2 separate regions of the Homo sapiens genome follow, and region 1 is linked to region 2. Evidence: read pairs that join two places in POLR2A ChIA-PET (ENCODE). Cell type or tissue: PC-9. All regions are shown on one strand. Links, peaks and the distances in the headings refer to the core of each region. The heading gives the core; the rest is flanking DNA.

Evidence for each region. ChIA-PET counts read pairs that join two places held together with the same protein. Peaks named below come from ENCODE experiments on the same cell type or tissue, not always from the same donor. Only the 100,000 strongest peaks of a DNase experiment are listed, where the experiment ranks them.
Region 1: POLR2A ChIA-PET joins it to region 2 with 5 read pairs; 4 of 35 experiments call an interaction of 5 or more read pairs at or near these places.

What each region holds. Positions count from the first base shown.
Region 1 is chr11:74,368,002-74,375,753 of GRCh38, forward strand. PGM2L1 (phosphoglucomutase 2 like 1) reads right to left here. Exons shown (of 14, transcript NM_173582.6): 2 at 6,414-6,581; 3 at 3,710-3,816; 4 at 2,901-2,985; 5 at 491-574. It overlaps LOC112268078 (a long non-coding RNA gene), which reads left to right. Exons shown (of 3, transcript XR_002957258.2): 3 at 64-730. Among named protein-coding and RNA genes, the nearest start is that of PGM2L1, 27 kb to the right of the region's middle. In PC-9, for the core only: no CTCF peak of the experiment used is centred there; a DNase peak (open chromatin) is centred at 3,860; H3K27ac peaks cover 1,133 bases.
Region 2 is chr11:74,193,729-74,201,480 of GRCh38, forward strand. All of the region lies in intron 1 of PPME1 (protein phosphatase methylesterase 1), which reads left to right. It also overlaps the pseudogene RNA5SP343. Among named protein-coding and RNA genes, the nearest start is that of PPME1, 26 kb to the left of the region's middle. In PC-9, for the core only: no CTCF peak of the experiment used is centred there; no DNase peak of the experiment used is centred there; H3K27ac peaks cover 967 bases.

The DNA.
Region 1 (7,752 bases), core at 1,743-5,742, 170 kb after region 2:
GCATTCTTCTATTTCCCCTCCAGAGCCACTTTTCACCCTTCTCCATTCTGCTTTCTGTCACAGAGGCTGACCCATCAAGTGGAATCCTGTGGCCAAGAAGCAGCTCCGGCAGAAAGTCAGAGAGAGAGGAGAGTGAGGATAAGGTACCATTCCTCTGGTTCTGTTGTTGAAAACTCCGATTCATTTTTCAAGTACTTGCTGCAATGTGACTTTATGAAACGGTAGAGAGGATGGATTTAGGAAGGGATAGAGAAATCAAGGACAATTAGGAATAAAAGAACTAAAGAAGACATTTTTGTAATTGTACACATTGAGAAGTAATAAATACCATTAGGGATACACATTCTTTGAGGACCAGCCTCAGTGTTTTTAACTTTCTGTTCCCAATGTCTAGCTCTGCTCTCCAGTATAGAAAACATACTCAACACATATTATTTGAATAAAAAAGATGAACTATAAGATAAGCAAAGGTCAGGAGTCCAAGGTTTACCTTGTATCCATTGTCTTCCTTGCGGTTGTGAGAGGCAGTAATCATCACACCTGCAACTGCTTTGAGCTTCTGAACTGCATATGGCTGAAAAATAAATAACACCATAATTCCATTTTGCTTCCTAGCTATTTACACATTTGACATGAGAATAATTTTGATTAAATAACAGGAAAAGCATTATAGTATGATATTGCTTTTGTTGATACCCTCTTTATTTTCTATTTACTTGATTTTTCCTCATACCTTTATTATAAGATTTCCTTCCTTTTACTTTTTTGGATTTCTTCTGTTTTAGCACAAACATGTTAAGTGAAAGCCAACTTATTATTTTAAAATCTTTTTTTTCCTTATATATTCATTAAGGCTATACATTTCCCTCTAAGTAGGGCTTTAGTTATATCCCATAATTTTTGCTATGTATTATTTTCATTATTGCTCACTTTTAAATACCTACAGGCAGTCCTTGCTTTGCTCAGTTCCTATACACAAAATTACTGATACTATGCTTTTGTTAAAATAGCTCCAGTCTCCCAACAACACGTTCAAATTTCAGTTACCACGGTAATATTAGCCATAACTGCATCAAGTACACACTTGGCTTCTAACTCTTCAGTCCACACATCCCTACATTTATAACACAGCCACATCATGATGAGTGATCAATCATATCACTCTTCAAAAGGGTGTCAGTGATTGGTCACTGAGCATCTGTTACTTAGCGCTCACACAAACTGCAAAACATGTGGCTCTATTGCCTCCTTTTCTCCCAATAATAGACCCACATGACAGTGTACAAAAATGGATAATGGAAAGTGGGAATTGGCCAACAAAGGTGAAAGTGCAGCAAAGAAACAAAAAGGAGTAATAATAGAGAGAAATTTGAATTAAACATAAATGGAGTTATAGAAAAAATAAGTGGGAATGCTGACACTGCTGCCATTCAAGAGACTTTAGACATACTACCAGGGAAGTGTAGTGAAGGGGAACACATGGATTAAACGAGGAACGAGGCTGTAATGAGAAGGATGAAGATGTCCCAGAGGAAGTGACACCAACAAAAAAAACCTTCATATTAAAGGAACTCCCAGAGATATTTCACGACATTGAAATTAACAAAGGATAAGATGCTGGAAGTGAATCCAAACTCAGAAAGGTATATTAACAATTTGCCAAGGCACAGAAAAGATGCTTGCTTGTAATATAAATAAATTATAACCACAAGAAGCAAGCTCTGTTTATCTCCTGATAAGTTTTATTAATTTATTTATTTATTGACATGGAGTCTTGCTCTGCTGTCCAGGCTGGAGTTCAGCGGCACAATCTCAGCTCACTGCAATCTCTGCCTCTCAGGTTCAAGCAACTCTCGTGCCCCAGCCTCCTGAGTAGCTGGGATTACAGGCGTGCACCACCACACCTGGCTAATTTTTGTATTTTTAGTAGAGATGGGGTTTCGTTGTGTTGGTCAGGCTGGTCTCAAACTCCTGACCTCAGGTGATCCACACACCTTGGCCTCCCAAAGTGCTGGGATTACAGGCATGAGACATTGCCCCTGGCCTCCTGATAAGTTCTTTTTACAAAGAAATAAAGTACTTTAGTTATCAATGTTTCTTAACGTTTTAAATTACAATGTACTAAATAAACATTCATTTTATCATTGTTTTTTCTTTTCCCTATACATTTTTAACCAAGAGTAAGAGTGTTTTTAATGTTTTGGCAAAAAAAAATGTTAAAGGTCATGGAACAGTCATAATTTTTCTCATTTATGATTAAGATCATTTGGCATGGTTTTGGCTTGTACAGCTGTCTTTATAGCCCCCACGCTCCGTGCAAAGCAAGGACTGTCTGTCATTGCTAATCTGCATTATGTTATCTTCCTTAATCCATGAATAGTTTATGAATGTGTTTTAAAAATTCCAAACAGGGGAAGATTTATGGGCTTTTTTATTTCTGATTTTATTGCATGGGATCCAGGTATATGGCTTGATAAGCAGTTCTTTGGCATTTGCTGAGACTGTGATTCTGCTTAATAATAATGTAAATCCTATTGTCACTCAATAGAGAATTTTTACACACATACACACACACACACCCAGATCAAGCCTGTTAACAATGTGTTCAAATCTATCCTTCATCATTTTTGTCTGCCCAATGAATCAATTTCTGAAAGAAGATGTTAACATATTTCACTATAACTGTAGACTTGTCAACTTTTATAGATCAAGTTCTTAGCTAAGTTTAACAAATGTCTGTTGAATGAAAATAAACTCAAAGCAAAATTTGTTTTCCTTCCATTGGTCCCTTATATTACTCAATACAGAACTACATGCACAAAAAATATTTGAATCCTAGTTGATTTAAGAAATGTTTTCAAGAGCAGCAAGCTATATGATCACCAACACAACACACTTACTACAAAAGGTGTAGGAACATATCTTGAAAAAAGGTACACAGGAACATCTTTGGCCAGCAAGACTGCAGCAGTGAGTTTAGCAAGCCTAAAAAAAGAGAGATTTAACTTAGTCCTTTGCCTACCATACTTTTTAAAAACCAACCTTCCACATAAATGTTTCATATTATAATTAGTCTGAATAAATAGTATCCTAATATAGCCCTTTCTTATAATCACTGATTATTTAAACTTCATGCCCTAATTGGAAAATTTTAAATAAATAAGTTTTTTTAAAAGAAGAGTTTAACAACTAACATAATTGATATTTCAATTTCCTCTTTTTCCCTCATTCATCTTTTGATGGCTCTTTTACTAAGAAATAAAATCTGCAAAAGGCAAAAAGAATGGAAAAAGTGATATAAGAGACTTTGATAAACTCAATATGCATTATTACCCCTGAAGAAAGATATCACTACATGATTATCTATTTATAAAAACACCCTAAAACTAATCTAATAGGCATATAATGAGAATATAAGCTACATAATTACTACTACCCGGTGCCTTTGCCAAAATATTAAAGTTATAAGCTATGATGTCATTCTAAATATGAACTCTAAATATTTTAAATTTTTACTTCTTTCTGTAAAATCTAAAGCTTTTCTTTGAGATACTTTTTCTTCTATTTCAGCTTTAAAGTAAATATTAGCATGTGATCACATTTCTATCTGACAGTCTACTGTTTCAGAAATCCTACTACTAGACAAAAAAATGTTTTAAATATGTTTTATTCTATTTCAACTTAATCTTTGAAACAATTAACTTTGTACCTCTGGCTGCTGCAGCTGCTAGTTACTTGACCCCGAGTGTCATACCCAACCACAAAGCCTCTCTGCTTGAAGTCTGAGAAACATCTCTCAAGGTATTTGTACATCCCCTGAAGCAAATAAACACAAAAGATTAGTTCTAATGGATGCTTGCATTTCATATGACTCAGAATCTCTTATTTTTATGTTTGCTGTGCAGCTGACTGGCTGCTAGGGAAGTGGCTTCTGCCTTTATGCCCATGTTTACCAGTGTGGGAGCAATACTGTTCAATCCAGAAATGTAAGATGACAAACATGTCCTGGAGTTTCAGACACATTTAATACCATGGAAATACCGATTTAGTAACCACTACTAAACCACTAAATCCAATACAATAAGTAAAACATTAGGAAAAGCAGAAGAAACATGAGCGTCAATAAGCTAAAAAAAAAAAAAAGATTAGAAGAGCCAACATAAAATTGTTTCTTGTCTGAAGGCTCTAGAAAACAGAATTTTAATTGTCTTAAGTCCTTGCTAGATCATATGATTGAAGTTAACCAAAAGATTTGACCTATTTATGATGTAAACATTTTTAATCAGCAACACAGTTCTTCACTAGAACATTTCTTATGATGGATGATCCCATTTGTAATTCTTTGGTTTTAAAATCTCACAGAAAAATAACACCATAGACTAGGAAAATTTGCAGTCATGGATGACAAAATAATGAAAAAGTATTTCATATTGAAAACATCACAATGACAAACTAAAACCATTTAACTATCTCATGAATTATTTAACTTTAATAAATACTTTAATATCTAAAAATAACATTTTAACATTTTATATTATTACAGTCCTTTAAAATTAGTTCTACATAAAAGATGGGACATGTAATCCTAACACCCTGAAAAGAAAGAAACGCAGACACCATTTCTAATTTGGTCTCTTTCAATATTTCTTTTAAGAATAGGAGACAATAAGATTAAAGCTCCATGTAATGTCATGCCTAAGGCCATTCATTCAACTAAAACTAAGTTATACTGATTTATTGAAGACCTATTATATGGCAGGCACTGCTAAATAAGTATGTGGTAGCACCAAACAAAGTCCCAGTGACTTCTGGTGCCTGAGTCTCTCAAGTACAATTAATTTCCCCAACCTATAAGCTATGAGTGAGTGCATGCTTAGTATATCAGCTGGATTCAACAACTTATTTCTCATGGTGATACTATCCTAAAACCTCATAGACCCTCATATTAATCTCTGCTATCAGAATGCATCTTATTTCTCTATATGCATTAGGTTGGTGGAAAAGTAATTGTAGTTTTTGCCATTAAAAAAAATGACCAAAACCTCAATTACTTTTGCACCAACCTAATAGAGTGAAAAGGGCTAGGGCTTAAGAATCAGATTCCATCCAGCTTTTCCACTTCACACCATGGAATCCCAAATCCAGTGAAAATGTGCACTTCTGTAGAAATTGCTTTTCAAACACCTCCCCCACCCCTTTTTGTAAAGTCAAGAAATCTTTACTTCGAATCAAAGCATATGAAGAGACTAAATGTATAAGAAAAGAATGAACTAAAGCATCTCTGGTTGAGGAATAGGGGGAGGTGTGGGTGAGGAAGGAGGGCAGGTATTCTACCTATGTAACCATCCTGTCATTCCTTCTCTCCTACCCCTGCATTAGGCCTTGGCTTTAGAGAATTCTCTCAGAATAAGGTTAAAGATGATTTACTGTTTGGGAGTATCAATTAGAATTATGTCTACTGAACAATTCTCTAGCCCAGAACTATTTTTAGTATAAGCTAAATACATTATTGGCCTCAAAAGTATAGTTATTTGAAACAGGATGATTCACTGCAAAGAGAAGCAATTTGTTTCTAGAGTGAGCTGCATAACAATGGAGAGAAGTAACACAAATTATATCATATTACACAACTAATATTAACTCTCATGTGGATATAGAAAACCACATAAAGGATATGTGATAGAGGAAAATATTTTCAACTAAATTTTCCAAATACTCTGGTTAACCTTTATAAATGGCCATATGCCAAAATGAGTAATTATTTTCTTCTATCTAAGTTTGTTTCTTTGTATTAATTGGATATGCTAATATACATTTCTTGGTTTCAAATGCAAAGCAACATTGTTAAGAAGTTGACAATGGCAACCAAAATAACGCTTAATCAGAAAGTCAGTCTGTGACCATGAAGATACATAAATGACTTCTAAAATCTTGAGCAAGACTAAAGGTCAGAATTGAGTCTACAGTTTTTACTTACATAACAGTAACTTCTGGGAAATAAAGTTTTGTGTGTGTGTGCGTTTAGAATGGCACTACCTAATTTATAAAGCCAAAAAAAAAAAAAAAAAAAACCAGACTGAGAAAAAGTACACTTTTTTTTTGAGACAGAGTCTCGCTCTGTTGCCAGGCTGGAATGCAGTGGCGCGATCTCGGCTCACTGCAACCTCCGACTCCCAGGTTCAAGCGATTCTCCTGCCTCAGCCTCCCGGGTAGCTGGGACTACAGGCACACGCCATCATGCCCACCTAATTTTTGTATTTTTAGTAGAGACGGGGTTTCACCATGTTGGCCAGGATGATCTCGATCTCTGGACCTCGTGATCTGCCCGCCTCAGCCTCCCAAACTGCTGGGATTACAGGCATGAGCCACCATGTCCAGTCAAAAGTACACTCTTAATACTTTATAATACTTACCTGTGTTGACTGTATTACTGTAAGGTCATTAATATAGCAAAACCCTGCCCCCATGGCAGAACGAAGTCCTGCAGTCCCAAAAGTCATTCGGCAACAAAGACGATCTCGCAGCTCCTTGTTCATCCCATTCCGTAACAGGTTTTCAATCTGCTCTTTTGTTTTGGGATTCTATAAAAAAGAAGTATTAAAACTTAACCAGGAATCCAAGCAGAGTCCTAATATTAAGCCCTTCTGAGGGGTCAATATGTACATATCACAAGGTTCAACATTCAATATAAATTCCACAGTGCTACTTCTTTGTATGTATAATAAAATAATACCTGCCATTCACTGAGTCCCCAAAGGAGAAAGGGCCTGTTGAGGGTGATTTATATATCTTTTAATTTTATAGTATTTGTATAGCATATCAAAGAATGTTCTTTTAAAATAATTGATATTTAAGAGCTTTGAATCCAAAATAAACCTCTTAGTAAAAAACGACATCAATTAAGTTAGAGTCTATGTTAGGTTTCAATCATAGTTCACTGTAACCTCAAACTCCTGGGCTCAAGTGATCTAGCCTCAGCCTCTTGAGTAGCTGGGACTACAGGTATGTGCCACTACACCTGGCTAATACATTAAGTTTTAAGAGAAATAGAGACACTACTGGATAAATACCATCAAAACATGCCTACCAGTTACCTGCCTAGACCTCTGCAATTCAAAATGAATTCTACTCCTTAAAAATCACAGAAAACGATTCAATTTATCTATGGCACAAGTTGACCATAAAAACGTTTTATGTGTTAAGTGTGAATTTAATTAAGAATGAGAATACAAATTCATTCCAAACACGGTTTGTGAGGCAGTGCATGCCAACATCTATATTTGGGATTCTGTATTTCATTGTCGTGTACTTTAACTTATTTTCATAAATCTCAAGAATACCTGTCACTGAAAATGGTGCTTCACAAAAGAATATCAAATTTCAAATAGAAATGCATTTATAATAACAGTAAGACTTACATGGAATTTTCCAATATTTTCTTTTTGGAAAAGTCAAATATTAAGGAAATAAGATGAAACATAACTTCTCTCTTCAAGATTAATATGAATTCAGTCCATTCTATTTGCTTCTTCAACATCCATAGTATATACAATGATAATGAATATTCAGAATAATAAACCAGTGCACATAAAAGGTGCTAAATATTACAGTATATTTGTCCTTAGAAATACATAAAAACATATTAATATACAATTTAAACAAAATGGTTTTCTGGTTATAGTAGAAATTAAAGTAACCAGAGTACATGGCCAAACTAATGAGAAGTTGAATGAGATTAACTGAAATTTTAAT
Region 2 (7,752 bases), core at 1,574-5,573:
GTTTACGCTTCTCCTTAGCTGTGTCTAATATGTTAAACTTGACTATTTGTTTTTTAATTTTAATTCTTTTCATTCTAGGAGCTTGTTTCAAGTTTCTGTTCATTTAAATGTGTTAAGCAGTTATTTTATATTGTATTTGATAATTTCTTTATGTGAACTCTTTACAGGTCTGTTTCCTCACGTATTTTATGCTTTTTGATTGTGAGATGGTCATTTGCCTTGGAACTTTCTTAAAGTTCTTAGTCCTAGAATGAAGATTGATTCTTCAAAGAGGATTTGCCTTTGTTTCTCTTGGGGGTCCTGAGGGCACTACCAGTTGGATCCACTTTACATTCTCATCTTGAAACTTCTTGGGATATGTAAATGATATGTATTTAGCTCCATATCAGTTTGAGAGCTGTCTTTGTTTTTTCTTGCTTCTCCCTTCTCAATGCTAAGTTTTAAGACAGGCCTTTTTTTATTTTATTTTTTATTTTTTAATTTAATCCTGAGATTGTGGTAAGAAGCAGAAAGTTAATTCTGTTTCAGCCTTTCACTGAGCTTATGATTCTTTGGGATCCCAGCTTGATGGAGAAAGGTTTCCTACTGGGCTCCGCAGCAAGACTTCCCACCTCGGGCTTTGTGTCCTGTTCTGTGTGCATCGCAAAACTTCAAGTTCAGACAGTTGGCAAATGCCATCAAGGTAAAAGCCAGATTTAATGGTCTAAGTGCCTCTCTGGATTCCCACCTTACTTAACTTTTGACCTGGGTCTTCCCTGTTCCTTACTTTCTTGCCAGCTCATCTATGCGTTTAAGAAGAACGAATGACTATATAATTACAATATATAAGATCATTATATATAATTATTTAATAATTATACACTATGATTGTATAAATATAACATCTATTTATATAATATTTTTCACACAAATACTTACATATAATTTTAGCCAATATTTCTCAAGTTGGATCTATTAATTACCATAGACAGAAGCAGTCCCTAATATAAGATGTCTATACTCAGGCAGACTGTCAGTCATTGTGTGAAAATGGGGAACGCTATTTTCAACATGCAAAGTTTCAAAATTAATGTCCCTTTCTCATGAAGCTGATGGAGGATGTGTTTCATCAAAATAAGAGACTACAACAAGAAAAATATGGGATATGGGATAAGGGATTCAACACAGGTGAAAGGCAAGAAGAATTCCTGAGATGATACTAAATTGTTAGCAGTTCATTATATCAGACAGCAGGCAGTCCTATTTGGAGCAGATGAATGGAGGATGCCAGAAATGGAAATTTGAGTGAAAAATAGACCTGGTAGATTATTTAATGTGAATGACCAAATATTAAGAGAAGTTTTACAGAATTCAAAGGCTTTATTTGTTTAAAATTGTGAAATACTCATACAGAAAAGTAAAGTATATATGTACAGTTCAAAGAATAATAAATTCTCATGTGTCCGTCACCTAGCTTAAGAAATAAAACATTATCAGCACCTTAGAAACCTGTTTGTCTCTCCTCGAGAGCATCTCTGTTTCCCACACTGGTATTGAATTGCATGATAATCAGTGCCTGGCTTTTCTTTATTGTTTTACCACTTGTGCATGTATACATTAAAAATACATTATTTAGCTTTGCCTGTTTTTGAACACTATTATTAATGGAATTATACAGGATTCAGTCTTCTGTGCTTATTTCTTTCTCTAAGTATTTTTCAGATTCATGTACTTTTAAATTTATTTTCACTGCTATGCTATATTCTATTACCCAGATACATCACAGTTTGTATATTCTATTGGTGATGCATATTTAGCTTGCTTCTTATTCTTTGCTTTTATAGACATGTGTCTACAAACATTCTTATATGTGTGTTTTGATGCCTATGTGCAGGAGGTTCTCTGTAAAGTAAAATTACCAGGTTGAAGGACACCTGTCTAATTTTATTAGGTGATGCCTTACAGTTTTCCAAATAATCTTCCCTGTTTCCTTGTTAATACCTGTTAATGTCTGGCTTCCTATATTTTGTCAACATGATGGATGTGAAATATGATACTTCACTGTAATTTAAATTTTATGTATCTTAAATTGGAAACCTTTTCATATCTTTATGGGCTGTTTGTGTTTCCTCCTTAGGGAAAAGCATATTAATGTCTTTTGCCTATCAAAAAGTTTTGGGAAACAGTTAGTGACACTTTAATAGAAAACTAAGCAAACAAAATTAAAAAGACAATTATTCTGGAAAAAAGCAAAAAGTTGTACAAGAAGTACAATTGGTATACCATGTGGCTCAACTATAAACAGTGTTTCTATAATGACTAACAGGAAGTACTTACTAATAATCACTTTGCAAAGCTTACAGTTGAAGAAATTGAGACAGATTAATTTGCCAACAGTCACATAGCTTGTAATTATTGGAAATGAAATTTAGACTAAAAGAATCTGACTTCAGAGCCCATGTTCTTATCCATGAAACTATGCTTATTTCTCTCTGTATGTAGCCATAGTATGAAAATGGCATATAGTTTAATGAAAAGGATTTTATTTTAATGAAGTTCAAGTCCTGTGTCTTTTTTATCACTTCTGCTTTGGGTGTTGTATCTAAGAAATTGTTGCCTAACCTAAGATCACAGAGTTTTACTCGTTTTTTACTTCTCAGAGTTTTATAGTTTTAGCTCTTGTATTTAGGTTTATGATACACTTTGAGTTAATTATGTATATGGTGTGAGGAAGGGGTCTGGATTTGTACTTTTGCATGTGGATATCCAGTTGTCCCAATATCATATCCCCCATTGAATTTATCTTGGCCCCTTTGTTGAAAATCAGTTTGTTACAGGAAAGGGGTCCCAATCCAGACCTGAAGAGAGGGTTCTTGGATCTCACTCAAGAAAGAATTCAGGGCGAGTCCACAGTGCAAAGTAAAAGCAAGTTTACTAAGAAAGTAAAGTGAAAGAACAGCTACTCCATAGACAGAGTAGGACGTTCCCGAAAGTAAGAGGAGGAACATATCCACTCTAAGTATAATGCTTGTATATATGGGGAGATGTGTTCTGCTACAAGGGTTTGTGATAAAGGATTAATTTCTTAATTAACTATTTTTGCAAGAATGGATATTATAAACTTTAAAGCAAAATTAGGAATGCCTTTGTTCTCCAGATATCAGGATAGCTGGAAGCTCCCAAGTGTGGGTCTGTTTAGTAAACATTATTAATTTGTTCCCTTAACCATAAACACCTAGAGGCTAGGAATGCCTAACTTTCTGAGAATGCAGCCCGGCAAGTCCCAGCCTCATTTTCCTAGCCCTCAGTCAAAATGGAGTGGCCTGGTTCAAATGCCTCTGACAAATTGACTATAAATACTAGTTTATTTCTGGACTTTTGATTGTATTTAGGTGATCTCTATGTCTGTTCTTATACCTGTACCACAGTCTTGATTGGTGTAGTATCCCATTCGCTTTTACTAGAAAGTTTATAAGGATTAAGTAAGGATTATTAGCCTCAAAGCTATTTAATAATAGTAATAAATATTTATTGAGAAACCCAGCTAAGTGCTTTATGCACATTAATTCACTTCAGACTGTCAACAGATATTAGTCATTGATGTGTATCAGGCTCTGGGCTGGGAATACATCAGTGAACTAATGGAGAACCTTCTTGCTCTAATGGATCTCACATTAGTGGTGAATTAATTGGGGTGACTGGAGGATAATAACAAATATGGGAATAAGATAATTTTAGAAAATGATTAGTTTTATGATAAATAGAACTGACTAATTTGAGAGTAACCAAGAGATGAAAGGGCATCTTTGATCCTCATAATAACGCCTATAAAATTGGTACTATAATCCCCTAACATGAAGAAACTCAGGCTTACAGAACTGAAGTGACTGCCCAAAGTCCCATAGTTTAATAAAGGCAGAACTGGGTTGTGAAAATAAACCTTTAGTTGGTAGCAAATGGAAAATGAATTCAGGTTCAGGAACTGATAAGAATGCAGTATCTCCTAATTCCTTTTCTCTTTCTGCTGGAAATAGGTTGTTAAGGTCAAATTATAGGCTAAGGGTTCTTAATTTGGGATTCGTAGATAGGTTTCTTGAAACCAGTGGAATTATAGCAAAATACATGTGCATGCATGAACCCTCTGGATTGAGGGTTCATAGCTTTCATCAAATTCTGAACATGGTCTGTGATAATAGCAAAAGATCCATAAACACATTTGATTCATGTGACTCAGGCAGATACCATATTTTCTTTGTGTCTTTCACAGCACCACTTTGTCTCCTCTCTGTCAAACTTCTTCCTTTGGCAATAGGAGGGGGGAGGAAATTATTTATTTATTTTGTTAGGTTTGAAATAAATTGTATTCTAACGTAAAAAAATTATACAGTTACCTACCAGAGTAGATTTTTATTTATAAACTGTAGGACTTAATTATTAATTTCTCTGTTCAAAACTTTAAAATTGACTTTGATTCTGCTGTCAATCATCTTTCATATCTTGAACATTCCCAAGATTTGTTCATTGCCTTTGAAAGGTCATTCTATGTTTTCTTGCTTTTAATTCCATTGCCAGTTAAGTCTCCCATTTTTTTCTCTTTTTTCTTTGTCAACCCTATTAACTGATCCCATCCTTTTCTAGCCAGGTTATTGCAACATATTTTTTCCCAGAATCAAGTCCATCTTGTGCCTGTAACCAGATTGATCTTTCTGAAATACTTTTATCTTTACATTTTATCGACTCTTCATTTTCTTTTCTTGTTTGTTTGATTTTTGGAGACAGGGTTTCGCCTTGTCCCCCAGGCTGGAATGCAGTGGTGTGTTCACAACTCACTGCATCCTTGATCTCCTGGTCTCAAATGATCCTCCTGCCTCAGCCTCCTGAGTAGCTAGAGCCACAGGTGCACTACCTAATTTTTTTTTGTTTTTAGTAGAGACGAGGTCTTGTTGTGTTGCCCAGGCTGGCCTCGTTCTCCTGAGCTCAAGCAATCCTCCCCCCTTGACCTCCAAAGTGCTGGGATTGCAGGCATCAGCCACCACGTCCAGCCTGGCTCTTCATTTTCTCCCATCCAAGTACTAACCAGGCCTGACCCTGCTTAGCTTCCGAGATCAGATGAGATCGGGTGCATTCAGGGTGTTACGGCCATAGACTGGCTCTTCATTTTCTAGGATATCATCCATGACTGTTGGGCCACTCCAAAAAATCACACACATACAAATAACCGGAAAAAGAACATATATTCCCCATTTTATTAAGCTAACATTCTTTCTCCACTATCTAATTGTGTCAGCTTCTTTTAGCTTTTCAAAAATACTGTACTATTCCCACCTCATTCCAGTTAGCTATTTTGTTGTTGTTTGTTTTCAGTGTTCCCTATGACAGGCAGCAGGCTGGGTCCTTATCTGCCTGAAATGTCTTATCCCTCTCTCCATCCCTATTTCTATCAGCGCAAATTCTTTCTGTCCTTCAATGCCTAGCTTAAGTGTGTCTGTGTGTGTTTTTTTAAGCCTGTCTTTCTTCTCCAAGCTGGAAGTAATCTTTCTTTCCTCCTTTGAACATTCACTGCACTTCAGCTGTACTTCTTAGGGTATTTAACTCTTTGTACATTTTGTTAGATATTTATGTACTTAATACTAACTTCTTGACAGCAGATGCATTGTCTCTCTAGTTTTATAATTGTCCCAGCATCCCCCATTATCCTATGTCAGTTCCAGCCTTATACACGTAATAGGTTCTTAGTAAATATTTTTTGAATGAATTAATCCTTTTTTTTGGGAGAGACAGGGTCTCACGGTTTTGTCCAGGTTAGAGTACAGTGGCTATTCACGAGTGTGATAATAGTGCACTACAGCCTTGAACTCCAGGGCTCAAGTGATCATCCTGTCTCAGTCTCCCAAGTAGCTGGGACTACAGGGGTACACCACCACAACCAACAATAAATTCTTCCTTTTAAAATGTAACTATATTAGTCTGTTTTACGCTACTGATAAAGACATATCCAAGACTGGGTAATTTATAAAGAAAAAGAGGTTTAATGGATTCACAGTTCCACATGGCTGGGGAGGCATCACAATCATGGTGGAAGGAAATAGGCATGTCTTACATGGTGGCAGACAAGAGAGAATTGAGACCCAAGTGAAAGGGGTTTCCCCTTATAAAGCCATCAGATCTCCTGAGACTCATTCACTACCATGAGAACAGTATAGGGGAAACTGCCCCCATGATTCAATTATCTCCAACCAGGTCCCCCCACAACACATGGAATTATGGGAGCTACAATTCAAGATGAGATTTGGGTAAGGACATAGCCAAACCATATCAGTAACTTAAACTTGTTATGCTTTTGAAAGTTCTTTCACTACTTTAAAATTCTTTCATTACGACCCCTTGAGGGGGGGAAGTTAGTAATTAATCTAAAAATTATAATTAAAAAAGGCCTACACAAACTATAATGACTATAAAGTATCTAGGCATAAAATAAGAAACTAAAGCTATTTTTTAAAATCAATCTAAACTATATCCCTAAAATTCACAATATTCTGTTCTGACTAAAATACAAAAATAATGTAAGATTCTTGCCACTTATGTAATGTCTAATAATACTAGTTACAAAATTAATTGAAGTCTTCTAGTTTATAAACAGTCATGTGTTTTGTGTGTGTGTGTGTGTGTGTGTGTGTGTGTGTGTGTGTGTGTGGACGAAGTCTCGCTCTGTCACCCAGGCTGGAGGGCAGTGGCACGATTTTGACTCACTGCAACCTCCGCCTTCTGGGTTCAAGCGATTCTCCTGCTTCAGCCTTCCCGAGTAGCTGGGACTACAGGTGCGTGCCACCATGCCTGGCTAATTTTTGTATTTTTAGTAGAGACAGGGTTTTGCAGTGTTGAGCAGGCTGGTCTCGAACTCCTGACCTCAGCTGATCTGCCCACCTCGGTCTCCCAAAGTGCTGGGATTATAGGCATGAGCCACCGTGCCTGGCCCAATTATGTGTTTAAAAGAAGGTGTTAGGGGTGTGCTAGAAAATCTCTGTGGGAGTAGGAGCAACCTTTGGAGATGGAGAATTATTGATTCCTTAAATAAATGGGAATTACTCATTTGGTGGAAATAAGTTGGGTAGTCCCTGGAACCTGTTTTTTTGTTTATTTTTATTTTTATTATTGTTTTTTGAGAGATGAGACCTCACTTGTTGCCCAGGCTGGATTAGAACTCCTGGGCTCAATTTATCTTCCCACCTCAGTCTCTCCCGAGTGGCAGGAACTACAGGCCTTTTTTTTCTTTTTTCTTTTTTTTTGAGATGGAGTCTCGCTCTGTAACCCAAGCTGGAGTACAGTGGCGCTATCTCGGCTCACTGCAAGCTCCGCCTCCCGGGTTCATGCCATTCTCCTGCCTCAGCCTCCTGAGTAGCTGGGATTACAGGCGCCCGCCACCACACCCGGCTAATTTTTTGTATTTTTAGTAGAGACGGGGTTTCACCGTGTTAGCCAGGATGGTCTCGATCTCCTGACCTCGTGATCTGCCCGCCTCGGCCTCCCAAAGTGCTGGGATTACAGGCGTGAGCCACCGCGCCCGGCTACAGGCCTTTTTTGTTTTTTGTTTTTTTTAAATGAAGGAAATTAGAAGTGGAGGGTGTTCTCCTGTGAATAATTTCTACTTATAGGAAGTAAGTTTTAACTGGTACCTGGCTAACTTGTAAAGGTTCTTTGGCATTGGCAGAATCAGCTATATTTAGACTACAAAAAGAAAACCTCTAATAATGTGCACTTAAGCCTTATTACTTT